Linked DNA regions of Mus musculus: region 1 is linked to region 2. The links are chromatin loops, found by intact Hi-C in ENCODE. Cell type or tissue: left cerebral cortex. All regions are shown on one strand.

The links. A loop is a pair of places that touch in the nucleus more often than their neighbours do. Peaks named below come from ENCODE experiments on the same cell type or tissue, not always from the same donor. Only the 100,000 strongest peaks of a DNase experiment are listed, where the experiment ranks them.
Region 1: a loop joins it to region 2, with 3 times the contacts of the local background. A loop is called at or near these places in 11 of 42 quality-filtered maps.

Annotation. Positions count from the first base shown.
Region 1 is chr15:66,030,758-66,038,757 of GRCm38, forward strand. Kcnq3 (potassium voltage-gated channel, subfamily Q, member 3) reads right to left here. Exons shown (of 15, transcript NM_152923.3): 2 at 623-713. Among named protein-coding and RNA genes, the nearest start is that of Hhla1, 58 kb to the left of the region's middle. In left cerebral cortex, a CTCF peak has its summit at 3,331 (motif pointing right); DNase peaks (open chromatin) are centred at 3,333 and 7,475.
Region 2 is chr15:66,472,723-66,480,722 of GRCm38, forward strand. The region is part of intron 3 of Lrrc6 (leucine rich repeat containing 6 (testis)); the gene reads right to left. Among named protein-coding and RNA genes, the nearest start is that of Gm31006, 24 kb to the right of the region's middle. In left cerebral cortex, a CTCF peak has its summit at 3,342 (motif pointing left); DNase peaks (open chromatin) are centred at 3,019, 3,379, 3,837 and 7,786; H3K4me3 peaks cover 910 bases; H3K27ac peaks cover 2,535 bases.

The DNA of each region.
Region 1 (8,000 bases), 440 kb before region 2:
CAGGGGAAGAAGTGCATGTTGGCCATTGTGACAGCTCCTGTCTTCATCCCGCCATCTTAACCCTCTATGCAAAATGAATCCAGGTCTGAGCTTTTCTGAAGATTCCATTCCAACCAATCATTTTTTTTTTTAGTCCACTGAATCTATTAAAATACCCTATAAGTGAGGTCAAAAACAATCTGCTAACCCCACCCAGAACACTCAGACACTGCTCTCCTAGCTGGACAGTGTTGCTAACCTTAGCTTTTGAGCCAGCCATTGCCTCATGCGTTTTGTAGTATCATCCTCAGTTTATGTTTTGAGAAATCAAAGAAGGGTCAGGGTTTAGAATGGAGTACATCTTTAGGTGAACTTGCAGAGGGCCAGGAAGCTATGTTTTTTTCATTTAATACTGGTGGTTTGGGCTTGGACTACATGCTCCTTATTTCTGTCCAGAACAGTGGATCATCATCAGAAAGGCTATGCCTATGGCAGGCCTGGCAAGACAAAGGGGGCATTGCTTTTTCTTGGACCTTGACTTGGCTAGAGACATTAGGAATCTGAGATCTAGGCAAATAGCTTCCAGGTAAATGCCACCTAGAGCTTCCGTCCTGGAGTACAGTGTCAATGGACCATAGCTTACCAGCAGCAAAAGCCAGTCTCCAGACACAGTCTCATATTCCTTGAAGGTGGTGAGCACGGCCAGAATCAAGCATCCCAGGACAATCAGGAACCTAGAAGGAAGGAAGAAGGGAGGAGGGAGCTTTAGTCCTGGCTGGTGCAGCAGGCAATTACAAAAAGGGGGGGGGGTGGTCAGTGAGACACTGGACAGTGTAGTGTCACATGCTTTATACGTTACTTCATCCATCAGCCACAGCAACCCTGAAGGTGGAAAAAATGATGAACAGCACTGAGAGTGGTTAAGAAAGGAGCAGGGAACGCCAGGTCCAAGAAGTGGGAGTGGGTGGGCTGGGGAGCAGGGCTGGGGGAGGGTATAGGGGACTTTTGGGATAACATTTGAAATGTAAATGAAGAAAATATCTAATAAAAATTGGAAAAAAGAGAGGCTCATGCTGTTGCTCGATCAGTTAGACATTTTAATTTTTTTTTTTTTTGTCTTAGAACACATTTTCTGACTTCCAGCCTTGTCTAGGAATTTAACCACAATCACCAACCTCTTCAGTCTGTTAGGCTTTTTATTTGAAATGAATAGCTTTAACTTTTAAGTGAAACCTACCTACTCTGAGCCCCGATTCCTCTTCTCAGGTGAGAGTGATGACGGTGTTGATGATGTCAACATCAGCACCTCTCCCTACTACACTTGGTCATCACCTGTCTGTCACCTACCACTTCACACATGCCAGTTCATCATCCTTAGAGTGACTCTCAAGGTCAATATGGCCATTCCCCTGCTGTAGCATTTTAAAGACCAGTATTGTGTAAAATGTTAAGTGCTTGGTTCTACAACATACAGCACTAACCTCAGCTCTATGAGATGTGCCTTCAGTTGGCATTGAACATGGAAGTGGATGCCAAGGCTGAGTTGGTATACAAAAAAACACCACGCATCCCAGAGCCCAAATCCTATAGCAGAAGTAGGAGCCTTTCAGACTCTTCCCAATATCTCATCTGATATGCATGTAAACATGGGGATGGCTCCACAAGATGTACATGGTTGTTCCCTGTGAGTCATGCTCTTATATGATTGCTTCCACCAAGTCTAAGCAGACACCAAGACTCACTCCTTCTTTGCTCTCTTCATTATATGTCAAAAGCCTGTGACTGTGCCACACTACATCGAGTTACATCTCGACAGACTGGAGGGAGAGAATCTCTTCCTGGCCTCAACAAGGCCTCATCATAGGACCGAATTAGACCACTGATGCTCAGAAACTGTGAGTTGCATAAAGAAATGGTATCATTAAAGTCCACCAAGACAGTGGCAATTTGTTGCATAGAATGGTAGGAAACTCAGTACATGATGGGAATCGGCCAAGTGCATCTAACTTTCAGAGTTGGATGACCACGTGGTCTGTGTTGCTTGGTCAGTCATACTCCACTCCTGGAGAGCAGAGGCTGTACCAGGTTTGTTTATATCCAGTGACTAACCCAGGGCTCAGAGCTTTAAGTAACCAAGAATTGCTTTAGGAAAATATCAAAGTGACTTCCATAATTCCCTATTGCTGGAATTAAAGACACAGAACACACACACACACACACACACACACACACACACACACTTTGTTACACAGACATGAGTACACTGGATAGTATGTATACAAGTTATATGACTGGTAGATCACCAATGTCAGTTTCTGGTTTCAATGCCTGGCAACACATTCATATATGACACACACATATGATACATACATACACATACACACATATGGCACACACACAGCACATAAACATACAGTGTATTGATTGAACACTTGCTTAGCATGTGTCAAGTTCTGGCTTTAATTCCTAGTACCTCTGGCTTTAATTCCTAGTACCACACGTGAACACATGCACACACAGGCATATACGATAGAGACACATAGTGTACATACATGTGTATGCACAATGTGCATTCATATAACAGCTCCCATGTGTCTGTTGTTTGCTTTCCATGATTTTAGTCATTCATTGCTAGCATACTCTGAGAATATTAAATGCAAACTCCATAAACAAGCCATTGATGGGTATTAAATTACTTTATTATGATTTGTTACTGTCCATGTTCTACTCAGGTTAGTTATTCCTATTAATCTTGTACCGTGCTTAGTCTGTAAATTAAGCTTTATTACAGGCAGGCAACAAATATAGAAACACACAGTATGAATAGTTTGCTTCTACCGACTATTGGACATTTACCGAGCACCCTAGCACACATCAGAAAGGACAATGGAGATATCTGTATCTATATCTGTACTCAGCTCAGCGAGGGCTGTGGTCAGTGATTGCTGTCATGGCTGGCGAAAGAGAAGGGATGAGGAGATAATAAGGGTTTCCTGAAAGATAATCCTCCTGGTGGTCTCAGAAGGACTGAACAGAGTGACAGGAAGAGCAAGAGGAGCACATTGAGGCTCTTGTTGCTAGGATATGACAAAACAAATGTCGGGTGTGTGGTGGCCTCAGGCCCAAGAATATGAGAAGCTTCGAGAGAATGTGCTGAATTTGAAGTCCAAGTGAAACTCTACATAGTGTCAATCAAAACCCAAGATTAAACTTTACAAGAAAGGTTGATATCCTATGGACCTAGTCTAACACTGTGGGAGAGGAGGTGGAGAAATCACCTTTATCCCACCATGCAGTTTCAAGCTAGTTCTGATCAGCCTGCAGCATGCAGCACCCAGACTTAACCAGCAGGGGGCAGCCAACAACCACACAAGTAGCTATGCACAGGAGTCATTGGGATCTACTTTCTAAGACTGGAGAAAGATCGGTAATTTATGAAACTCAAATCATCTAGGAAGGCCTTCTAACCTCAAGAAGAGAAGACATTTTTCAGCTTCTTGCAAAGTTCAAACTGTCCTTAAAATAGCTCGAGTTCAGCAGTCAGCCTCTGTCAGCCTTGCTGACAGAAGCCGGATGTGTCTGGCCCGCACAGCACCTGCCCTTCAGGTTCCTTTGTCTGGTGCTCTGTAGATGCCTGACTTTAACATTTTTTTTCTCCTCCCCTGTACCATTTGCAACTCTGAGCTCCCTCTCTACAGTCCTTTCTGCTTCTTTCCCTTACCCCTCACTACCTGGCTCATCCCTGTGTCTCTTCTTCTACCCCATCCCTACCTTCCTAGGCTCTGTGCACTCACATCCTCTCCCTCCCTCTGTGGTCTTCAGGCCTAGAATAGGAGGTTTGGGAAGAGATCCCTGAGGGGATCCAGCAGGGCCCTTCTGTCCACATTTCCAGGCTGTGTTTGAGAGCAATGCTGGTCGGTGTCAATGCCGTCCTCATGCCCTTCCCCCAGACACAGTCACCTCCATGCTTCTCCTGAAGAACTCTTTCCTTATCTGCTACCATCTTTCAGCCAAGCAGGAGCTAAAGAAGTCAGGGGAGAAACGCATAAGGGCACTTTGAACTGCACACTATTCGGAACTGTGTGGCTTAGGCAATCAGTCCCAGGTTCAGTGCGTCCTGCCCAGGTCCGCTCAGTACCAGACCTCCACCAGGCAGCACCCAGGGAGACACAGGCAGCTCTTCCATCAAGAAGGTAAAGGAGGACCTGCCATGACACTGAGATAAGGAGGTGGAAAATGCACACACATATGCTGCCATTTCTATTTGGTCTTTTCTTTCTTTTCTCCTGAGAACATCAGTGGAGCCATGGGAAGCGTCACTACTTTATATACATACTTATATACGTAAGACCAGAGCTTCCAAGACCAGGTGACAGCAACACCAAGGGAACAAGAGATTCTACTTGGCTGAGAGCCAGTAAGAGACCTTGATGGAGAATTTGCAGGGAATCCACCAAGTAGGTGAAGGTACCAGGCCACCCCATTTAACTGGGAGGATAGTTCCCTTTCTGTTCCTCTGGACTCCCATATTTGAGAAGTCTTCAATTAGGGACCCTGCTGGGACTTTCAGTAACTCTGGGGCAACTTTCCACTAAATGTCCCTCAAGGCTAGGGAGGCAGGCAGCAGCTGGATCCACTTGATTATCATTAGAGTTCCTTCATTGAAAGCGATGAAAGTTCTCTCATCCTAGGCAGGTGTAGGCAGAATGAACAAATAGAGCGGGTGTGCCTGGCTCCTTCACACCTGACTTGCCTCAAGGCACTGCCATGGTTCCTGGCTCTTGAGCACATGAAATAAACCTGACAAAGAGTTGCTAATAAAGTCTACATATGTAAAGAACTCAAATGATTCAACAATAACAAAATCAAATAACTAAATTACACTGGTCTAAAAATCTGGATATATGAAATATCTATGTATGTACATATACATATAATATAGATATAAATTTTATATATATATATATATTCCCAACTGGTCAAGGCCTCAAAATAATATCTGATTATTTTTTAAACTCTAGTATGGACTGGTCGAGATTGCCTGGAATGCAGGATTCCAACTGCTGCCAACTTATCTGAAGGAAATGCTATTATCGACTGGTAATGTTTGTTAGATAAGAAACAGGACTAAGAATGTGCCATCCCCTAGAGACACAGACATGAGTACATAAACAATACTCTTATTTCCCTAGTGTTTCCTTCTCCTGACTCTGTTCATAATATATTCCCCACACAAGTTCTAGCAACCACAACATTCGAGGAACCCCAAGAAGCCTGCTTTTGTCCCTTTAGAGGCCCAAGTAAGCATGTGAGCACAACATGACACTGGCGGCAGAGTGATGGTGACACCCTGGCCTTCTGCTCTCAGCCTAGTCTGTCTCCCACAATGCCATTTGTGTGTGTGTGTGTGTGTGTGTGTGTGTGTGTGTGTTCAATAAAGTGGAGAGAGCTTTGACAGGATGTGTGCTCTTTCTTAACATGGTTAGACTAATGTGTTGCCTTTCATTAAATCCCAACGACATCAGGGAAACAGGTGAACTATTACACACCAGGAAATTTTAAATGTGATAGGTGTTTACTTTGCCTTTTTTGAGATCTGACCTATGTTCTCCCTTTTCCTTCTGGAACTCATTTTCTCTGCTCAAATGTATCACATGCTTATTTATCTGCGAGGTTCAAATAGTTCAAAACAATCTCATCTGATGTCAGAATCTAACAGTACATATGAAAAAGTACAAAGAGTAATTTTAAAATGATTCAAAGTGATTGCTTCTTTTTATCCTGTGTTAAGAGTTGCAGGACTGCAACTACAACAAGCTAAGAACACCCTGTGAACAGAGGCCACCTCTCAGGGTGAGCCAAACAGTACATACACAAGCTAAGCAGAGCAGTGCTCACATGTCATGATAAAGCACAGCTAGAGACGTATCATCTCTGGACTAGACACAGGGAGATTAGAAGAAAAGAGCCCAGGGGAAAGTACCCTCATTACTGCCTTTCCTGTCTCCACTCTACCCTTCAAATACATTTTCTCATTATTTTTCTAAGTAGACTGATCAAGTCCCAGGTCTTTAGCAAGAAAATCTGGCTCTCCTACATCACATCATTCCACAACATAATGAATACGAGGAAGGATCCCACAATATGCTACCTACAAGAAACTCACTTTTGCACCAAAGGCCCAAATGTGTTGCCAGTGAAAAGACAGGAAATACTTTCCCCTGAATAGTAACCAAGGTATAGCAGAAGTGGCTCTAAGAATATCAAACCTTTAAGCAGAAGTGAAGAGCAAAATTGCTATGTGAGGCCCAGGAGAGCATTACAGGCAAATAGGTTTCAATGCATTAAGAAGACATAGAAGTTGTAACCAAATGCACAACCAACAACAGAACTCCAAAACATATTAGGCTTCCCTATGCTTGTCTCCTCAGTCTTTATCTTTCTAGTCATAGCAGATTTAAAATTTAATTAAAACATAGAAGACTCTCCAAATTCTATCTCCTTTCCTAAATCCCTATTTTTCTCTCATCCAATTGATGTATCCTTTGTCTTCCAAGGATGTCTTTAACTGATCTCAGGATCTGTCACCCTCTCTATTATGGTGCCCTCCTTCCCTCAACAAACTACCGGATAGTCACGTGTTACAAATTAGGAGTTAAGAGTGGACCATACTTGTCTCTTAAAAGCTTGCACTTCATCTCTTGCTCTACAAACAACGGTAGGGGAATATTCTTCTGATCATTCACATAAGATTTTGTTTTTCACTCTTCATAATCTTTTGCATCCCTTAACATGCCTGGGTACTCTAGGCTGTGAGCATCCAATGACAAGCACAGTGCATCTTAGATTGTTCTAATGAAGCAAGGATCCTATGATTTCCTTTGGGGGAGCAAAGCTCTTGGCACAAGGCAATACTTGAAGAAGCTTTCAGTTTTCATTTTATTTCCGACTCTGCTGTTTCACCTCTGTAAGCATGGGGGGAAGCTCTTTCTCCATGTTTTCATGTCTACATCTATGACGTATACAACCCAGGGAAATGGCACCATAGGTCTTTATGGACTGTTTTAATGGGTTCAAGATGGAAAAGTCTGAGTTCAGATATCAGCTGTGCTACTTGCTACATGGAGGGCAGTTTCATCACTTGCAAATGGCAATGACACAAGGTCCTAATTCAGGCTGCTGTGAGAAGTTAATGAGAGAATGCTCTTGGGTGACATAGTGTCATGCTTGTCACAGCATGTTGATCTGAAATTGCTTAGCTTGAATGGGTCATGCCAGCAGCTAGGTTCCACATGGTTAACAGGCTCACTTAATAGTTCATCAACATCCCAAAATTACTTATTTAAAATTGAAAAATCTACGAGAAATTAAAAGAAGTTAGAGGAAGTCTGTGTGTCACAGTTCCATCACAGACTGCCTCGTCAGGCTGAGTCACACGTTGGCTATTTCTAAAGATCCTTTCAGATTTATTCAATCTTCTATAAGCAAGCCATATTTCTGGAGGTTTGTGGCTTCTGCCTTGGGATAAGGTTATCAGCTTTCTCCAGACCAGGAAACCCTCTGTTCTCTTCTGCAACAACAACAGTTGAAATACACACAATTTCATTAGCATACATATAACACTCCTTTCACTCTGTTTACATTTGACATTTCCATATAAAGGCAGTGTTGTCCTAACTCTGACAGATTACAAGGTGTCGCCCTGTGGAATGGTGATAGGAGCCATTGGCAAGGTCCTTCCATCTCCACAATGCCCCTAACTGTGGTATCTGTTACTATCAGTTTGGCATCCAAAATTTGCATGACAGGCTTCTATATGCCACAGAGAGATGCAGAGTTATATTTTAAGGATCTTCCTAAGACCACGGCACCTGCAAGGTTTCCCTGAAAACCCAGAGCAACAAAGGAAAATATTAAAGGCTGTGGAGTAGAGCTGTAGCACACAGATACCAAGATGGCCCCAAGAATCATCTTAATGACATCCCTGGGGAATTCTCACCGCTTAAAAGAGGCTAGGTAGG
Region 2 (8,000 bases):
CCTGCAACCACAGTACTGGGGAGTGGAGACAAGAGGATTGTTTGGTCTTACTGGCCAGTTGGTCTAGTTAAAAAAAAAAAAAAAGAGTAAGCTCTAAATTCAATAAAAATGCCTTTCTCAATAAAGATCAACAGAGGAGAGCATTTGATGGTGTCCTTTGACCTCCAGTTACCCACATACATATATGAGTACACACATGAATATAACATATAACTGTGAAAAGATAGCAAAATTCTTTTACAGGCATAAAATGTGCTTATAACCTATATGGTAGTGCCTTATCTAATCCCAACACTGTGCCTATAAGAAAAAAAGATTATGATAACTGCTATTTAAGGTCAGATTGCTAATGGTGACACTTGGCTCTGTGATGTTGCTTTCATCACGGAAGCTGGCATCTAGTTCTGTTCCCTCTCCCTGTACCTGGTCTGATCTGAGAGACTTCCTAACTTATAGACTGCATCCATAATGAAGTAATCCTGACTGTCTCTGAGTATGGGATGCTCAGTAATGCATACACTGTACACATGAATGAAGTATGACATGGTACTTCTTAAGTATGTACAATTTTTATGTTCAAGTTGGAATGCAGAAAACATACACTAAGGCCTGCTCTGAGAACACTGGGATTCTCAGAGGCCAAATGAAAACTCTGGCTACAAGAATTCACTGACCTATCAGAGTTTTAGCTGATATAGAAGCAAGACAGGAACCATCAGCCATGTGCCCTGAAATTCTGACTTACAAAACCGTGGGACGGGATTGTCTATTGAGACATAGCTTCCTTTAGTTTGTTTCTTTGCCACATGAAGGAATTGGAACTCTAAAGTATATGAAGCAAGAGAGTACCAGTGTTCTCATAGCTTTTGAGTGGCTGAGTTGAGGCTTGAACTTAGATCTGCTTTCCTGAAAAGCATTTCTGAGCTGGCATATGAGAATCTCTGCCTGTGTTACTGCTTTACAAATTTCATTTTTATCCTCATCATCTTCATCACGATTGTCATCATTATCATCGTGACCATCATCTTCATCACCACCACAGCTGCCACCATCATCATCATCATGTTAAAGTTCTTAAGATAAAGCTCTTATGCAACACATATTTGGCTACCTAAATAACAGCATTTGTCACCACCAAGCCAGGAGTGGCCTAGGCTGGACTGAACTTGAATGCACAATGGTGGAAAGGGACAGTCTTTTTTAGGACAATAAATTTGGTTTGTTTTATCTTTAGGTTTAAACATGAATGTTCCATAATCTTGGTTTAGCAGTATATTTGTTTCTACATATTACATGTGTGTGTATTAAATCATATATTTTCAAGATTAAAGTCACCCATGGAAGGGTATGATTAAAATTGGATCAAAGAATAACTGAGCTGTCATGTAAAATTAACCTAGACTCTACTTAATAAACTAACATGAGTTTAAGGCTAAAAGTCCCAGCTCCAACAGCACCAAAAGTTTCTGATCAGCCCCTGGTCCCCAAACAATAGAGATGGATAATGGTGATGGGCACAGAGAGAGGGTTTCATCAATGGGGCTGTGTTGTAAGGGGCAAATGGAAAGAACCAGCAACTCCAAGTCTAACCTTAGGGTACTGCCAGAGCTTTAAATTTTAACAAGAAAATGGGATAAAGGGCAAGCGGAGAGTATAAGTAAATAGTCACGGTCAACATGAGCACTCGCTGGTCATGTTATGAGTTCTGATCTTCGAGGTGGTCTCAAGAAGTCCTGCTCGCCCAGGAGGACAAGCTCTTCGGCTGTCCTGGCCACTCAGACTCAACGCTATCATCCTAAGGACAAGGGTTCCTAGTCTATGGGACATAGCACATCTGGCTTCTGAATGCACGGGATGTGATGCTTGCCCACCAGGACAACTGTAAACGGAGCTCCCCAGGGAATGGATGCACTTGTATTGATTGCTGCTGCTTGACTGATTAGCACCTCGTGACTGTGGAGAGCTGGGATACTGTAGACACTAAGCCAGATTGCCTTCAGCTATCCTTAGTCCCTTCAGGGCCATTTAGCACTCACCTTCTGTGTCTGATCCAGTGTCCTTCCAACTACCAGGCAAAAACCTTCAGAATGTATGAAATTAGCAGATCATGAGCTTCCAGCAACTCGGATGCCAGACAGCATCAGAACCTGCAATGTGGTTCTCTCTGCTTTGCTGTAACCCACTGACCTAATTTCCCCATAACATATCTGGTACATGACTTTATGTAGTGACATGGGAGCTCATGGACACTTTCACTATAGACACATGATCTGGGGGACACATTCTAGGTTATTTATAGGCCCTGGCCCTCCTACTTGGCTCAGAATAAATAATCTCTTGCTACCTGCGAGGTGAGAACCATGCATTGTGCTGACACTAATATTACATTTACCTTGGGAAGCTCTGCAAAACATTTAATGCTATTTTTCTTTCATGTAAGAAAAGCCTGATTCACAAGATGCCAGCAAGATGAAAATGTCATGGTTTGGGGTTTTGCTATGGTTTTAAAAATGAAAATCTCAGGACTCTCTATGTGTTCATAATGGTTAAAACAAAAACAAGTTTTTACTTTGCTTAGATGTGGTCTAAATGTAAAAAATATTACACCGCGTTTTTCATGTCACAGATGAGCATGTCCCAAGGTGGCCAACCGTGACCAACCCTTCTCTGCCAAGGCAATCATTCTCTCCTCCACCCTTTGCTTTCTATCCTAAAAAAGACCATCAGTAGTAGACTGACCCATCTACTGGTCACAAACACTTAGTGCCCTTCCCTCCCCTCCAGGTTAGGGCAAGATTGTTCTAGGAGACGATCAGCAGGTACCTCATTCTACCCTGGTGAATCCTAAACGGAGAACAGAGAAGAGGGGGAAGAAAGAGAGAGACAGGTTTCTTTGTTTTGCTTTCCCCATCCTCCCCCTCCTCCTCTTTCTCCTCCTCCTCTTCTTCTTTGCCATCTAGGAAAAGAAGGGGGACGCCATTCCCTTTTTTAAGAAAAGTCTGAGATTTACTGTAGCAGATGGACTGAGTCATCCATCCATCTTCTTCTCTCACATCTAGCCCTTCAAATCAAACCAAAAGTACATGCATGCCAGCAAAAAAAGGGAAAAAAGAAAAAAAAAAGTAAAAAGAAAGAAAGAAAAAAGAGTCCCTTTTCTCTTTATGTTTCCCCTACACACTTCTAATCTTGATATGCATGTCCCCAAACTAGCCTGTACCCAGTTCCCCTTAGGGCTGGGAGGCACAGTACAGAAGGGAGCACCTGCCCAGACAAAGGTTAGAGGCACACAGCTGTGACTGTAGTTTGCAAAGTTCAAACCACAATAGCAACGATGTTGCCCTCTAGTGGTAAATTATCAGAACGTTTGTTAAAAGGGAAGTCCCCGACCAGCAAGAGCTTCTCAACAAAAACAAGCCCTGGATAGCCCAAAACAGGAAGGGGTGTCATTAACTTTCTGACAATTACATTAAAATGTATTACCATGAACTTAGTGCTGAGTGAATGCTGCCATTCCTTTTGGCCACAAGCTAACAGTGACAGAGCTGCCGTGTACACCAGTAGTGACTGACTACTCTTCTAAAACAGGAAGATAGTGATAGAGCTCTGAATCTCAGTGCTGATCCTGATTTGGGGCTTTGACGCTGGCAATTTCCAGGTTTTGAGGATAGAGATTCAAAAGGAACAATGTGTATTTATGACTGTGGGCTGTCACTGAGATTACTCTTTCTGCATGGGGAGGCAAAGAGACTAAAACCCCTGTCCCAAGTGAACCCCTCCCTGTTTTAGCTATTGACAGATGGGAGTTGGGTGGCAGAGCAGCTTGCCTGCCTCGGCTCCCCGCCCCTCACTCTGCAGCAAGGCTGACAGTCAACGCGCTCCACCCACTCACAGGGCACACAGCCCTGCCACACACAGGAGAGGTTGGCCAGGGAAACCACCTCACAGCTGTGAGCCCACACCAGCCACTGGACACACAAGACTCTCTGTGTTTACTGTGTGACACCAAACTAACCACCTCAATAAAATAGCCCCGAAGAGAGAGTGGCGATCAAGGAAAGGCATCCAGGGAATGGGAAAGATTAAAATCAGAGTTCTAACTGCATCAAAAAAAATATCATCCATGATATCATCCATCCAACAACAATCGCACCACAGAAAAGCAGCGATCGGTGCAGGAGGGAGTGAGAAGGTAGAAATTGTGGCCAAATCAGAGTTAATTGAAAATGAAATGAATTCTAGAATGAGAAAGAATTAACATAATTATTCTGGGATTTAAATCTGGTGCGATGTCTCAGACTGCAGAATAAAAAGACAGACTAGTTTAAATAGACATGCAGCTTAGGAGGCATGGAAGTTCCAATGAATATAACCACATCCAATTAATAGAGATGGGGTTATGAGAAAGAGGAATGATTTTAAAAAGACAATAAAGGAAGAAATGATATCTGAAAATAAGATAGGAGAAAAAAAGAAAAAAGGAAGTAGGGAGTAAGGAAAAATGTCAAGAATTCTTTATCTGGGAAACTTCAAAATATTTTTTTTTAACAAGTAAACAAAAACTGATGTTTTTGCCAACAGAAGATCTACCATACAGAAATACATTAAATGGCATCTTTGAGGTTGAAATGAAGACATGAAATGAAGATATGAAGATATTAGAATCAATGTATCAGCTGTTGTGGGTAGGGCTTTTGCAGTCACAGTGGTAAACTCCAGGGCTATAAGCCACTGGGTGGCTATTCAAGTGTCATTCAAGATACTCTGTCCTAACACACAGCCTGTTACCATACAGGGTTGGCAGTTGAGAAGCGTGGACAGGGCATACCAGGCAGTGTGGACCAGCAGTGCAGAGCACCAGAGTTGACCAGCAGTGTAGACTAGCAGTGCAGAGCAGCAGTGTGGACAAGCAGTGTGGGCCAGCAGTGTGGACCACCAGTATAGACCAGCAGTGTGGACCAGCAGTGCAGAGCAGCAGTGTGGACCAGCTGTGTAAACCAGCAGTGCGGACCAGTAGTGCAGAGCAGCAATGCAGACCAGCAGTGCAGACCAGCAGTGTGGACCAGCAGTGCAGAGCAGCAGTGTAGACTAGCAGTAGTGTTATGAAAAGTGACAAGAGCCACACCAAAGAATCCCTACACACACCTACCAAAGAATCAAGGACCCAAGTGCCCATGTTTAGGGCCTGTGAGGTCAAAGTCAGTGACATCCTGAAGAGACGGATGTTCAGAGGTAGAACATGTATCTGCAGTGATGTATCTTCGGCCCAGAAGGAGATAATGCAACAAAAAGTTAAAGTCATGAAAACACATGTGTTCATGATAGTTCTGATCCTTCCAAACCTGTTATTTAGCATCTTCAAATTCAAATATTACAAAAAGGATCCACAATAGAAGCAACTATGTGAGTAAATGCAAAAGTCATATAAACTCACTTTTTTTGTACTTTTCTCTCTGAGCTTATTTTTAAATGACTATAAAAATCAGTCATCATAAATCTGTACTGAGGGGTAAGTAATATATATATAAAGATATGGTTTGTGGTAACTACAGCAAAAGGGAAAGACAGCAGCATGAATACAATAGCAAGGTCTTGTCTACTGTTGAAATTAACTTAGCATTAACTGGATCTAGACTGTCCTAAAATAAGATACGAATTTTAATTCCTGTGATGCAACAAAGAGGGGAGGGGAAAGGGTGAATAGGGTCAGGTATGGGGAGGGCAGGAGAGAAGCCCAGAGGGCCAGAAGAATGAATGAAAATAAGCAGCCTCAGGGGATGGGATGTGGGAGGACCTTCTGGAAAGCACTAGAGACTAGAGAGGAGAGAGAAACAATCAGAGCTCTATGGAGGTCACTTAGCCAAAATGCCAACATTAGAGAGAAGGAACTCAAAGACTCCACCTCCAGTAGATAGACAAGTCTTCAAGTAGAGGGACTGGGTTACCAACTTATAGTCAAAATTTCTGACCTAGAATTTTTTTCCTGTCTAAAGTGGAAAATAGACTGAAGGATCCCAATTTGGGATCCATCTTAAGGGAGTGGACACTAAAGCCTGACACTACTACTGATGTTATGATGTTCATAGAGACAGGAGCCTGGCATGGCTGCTCCTCTACTGTCAGGAGCCATAATAGGACAAGCATATTACTAGCAGGAATCTTTCCTAAAACTAGCAGCTGACTGAGACAGATGCAGATACTTAGACCCAACCACTGAACTGAAGTCAGAACCCCTATGGTTGAATTAGGGGAAGGATTGAAGAAGCTGAAGGGTAGGGCAACCCCATAGAAAGACCATCAGTCTCAACTAACCCAGACCTCAGGGAACTCCCAGAGACTGAGCCACCAACCAGGAGCATGCATGGGCCAGACTGAGGCCCCTAGTACATATATAGCAGAGGTCTTCCTGGTCTGGCCTCAATGGAGATATGTGCTTAATCTTCAAGAGACTTGAGGCCCCAGGGAAGAGGGGAGGCCTAGTGGTGAGGGGAGCATTCTCTTGGAGGTGGGAGGGGGGAGAAATGGGATGAGGAACTGTGAAAAGGGGGACCAAAAGGGGTGGGTAATGACTGAAATGTAAATAAATAATGTAATTAAAAATAAAAAAGATGATTAAAAAATATATAGTGGGTGTTAGAAATCCAAACGTGGGTCCTTCTGTTTGAGGGCAAATACTTTACCCATTGAGCCATCAGCAAAAGAATTCTTGATAGCTAAAAAGGTGAAGCATCCATTCTGCGTGCCTATCAACCAACAAACACAAGATGTGGTGTCTCTATGGTGTGCAATATTATTTACCCATGAAAGGAAAGGACGTACTGAGACATCCTGCAGCGTGGAGGAGTCATTGTGCCTTAAAGGAGGAAGTCAGACACAAGAGACCACACTCGCTGCTGCTCCATTTGGATTGTGTTCAGAAATATGGGGAAACAAGGTGATCTCGAGCTGTCATTTGTGGGTAAGGAGGGGCACGAGTACAGTAAGTACCGAACAATATGGCATTTCTTTTTTTTTTTAACGATGAAAATGTTCTAGAACATACAAGTCTACCAAAACTGCTGGACTGTGCATTCACAGTGGTGAATTTTATGGTATGTAATTTATATTTCAGTTTTAAAGAGTGTTTCAACCATGATACATTTTTAGAAATTTTTGAGTGTCTTTTGATACAGTTTACATGGTAAATTTGAAATGGATTGGAGAAGATATGTGTGAAAAATTAAGATGTTGAAAGTAGAACGTAATACAAAATAAACCATATTTAGGAACTACAAGAGAAGAGATTGATGAAGTTTAGTGTATTAGAGAATAAAACATCTGCATACTAGTATCATAACTGAAATACACAGAAGAGTGGTGTATCAATGGAAAATATCTGTACCACATGACAATGGTTTAGTATCTAGAATGTATAAGAGTATACTTCCCAAAATGGCAAATCAATAGAAAAACTGGACAAAAGATAGGAAACACCTTAGAATTCACCTGAGGAGAAAGAACTTTTCACAAGCATAGCCAATATCGAAAGCAAACAGTGCTGAGTGGCTCAGTGCTCCTGAGTACATTTCAGTGTTGGGGAGGCATTTTCTAAGCCATACAGAAATGACACTCACAAGGTACAAAGAGGTACAAAGAGGAGCTGATACAATCTTTCAGAAGAAAAAGAAATTGGCAGGATATTCCAAAATCTGCATATTGAAGCCGAGGAGTTTCAAGTCTAAATAAAACCCCAGGAGGGAAGGCAGATGGAAAATGCACAGAGTGGCTGAAGAAGGGTGTGCAGTCGCCAGTTCATTTTAGCAAAGCACTGGAATCCTCAATGTCCATCTGCAGGCAAATGCTTGGCACATCCCTGTGTATTTACGTCATTATGCAGCCTCCAGTCCCTGTTTTTGCATAATAAGATATTGAGGTGATTTCCAGGAAGAAATTAACTTTCAAAATATTATTTATAAGGACCAGAGTGAGAGCTCAACAGCTGCTGCCAAACATGAGTTAGATTC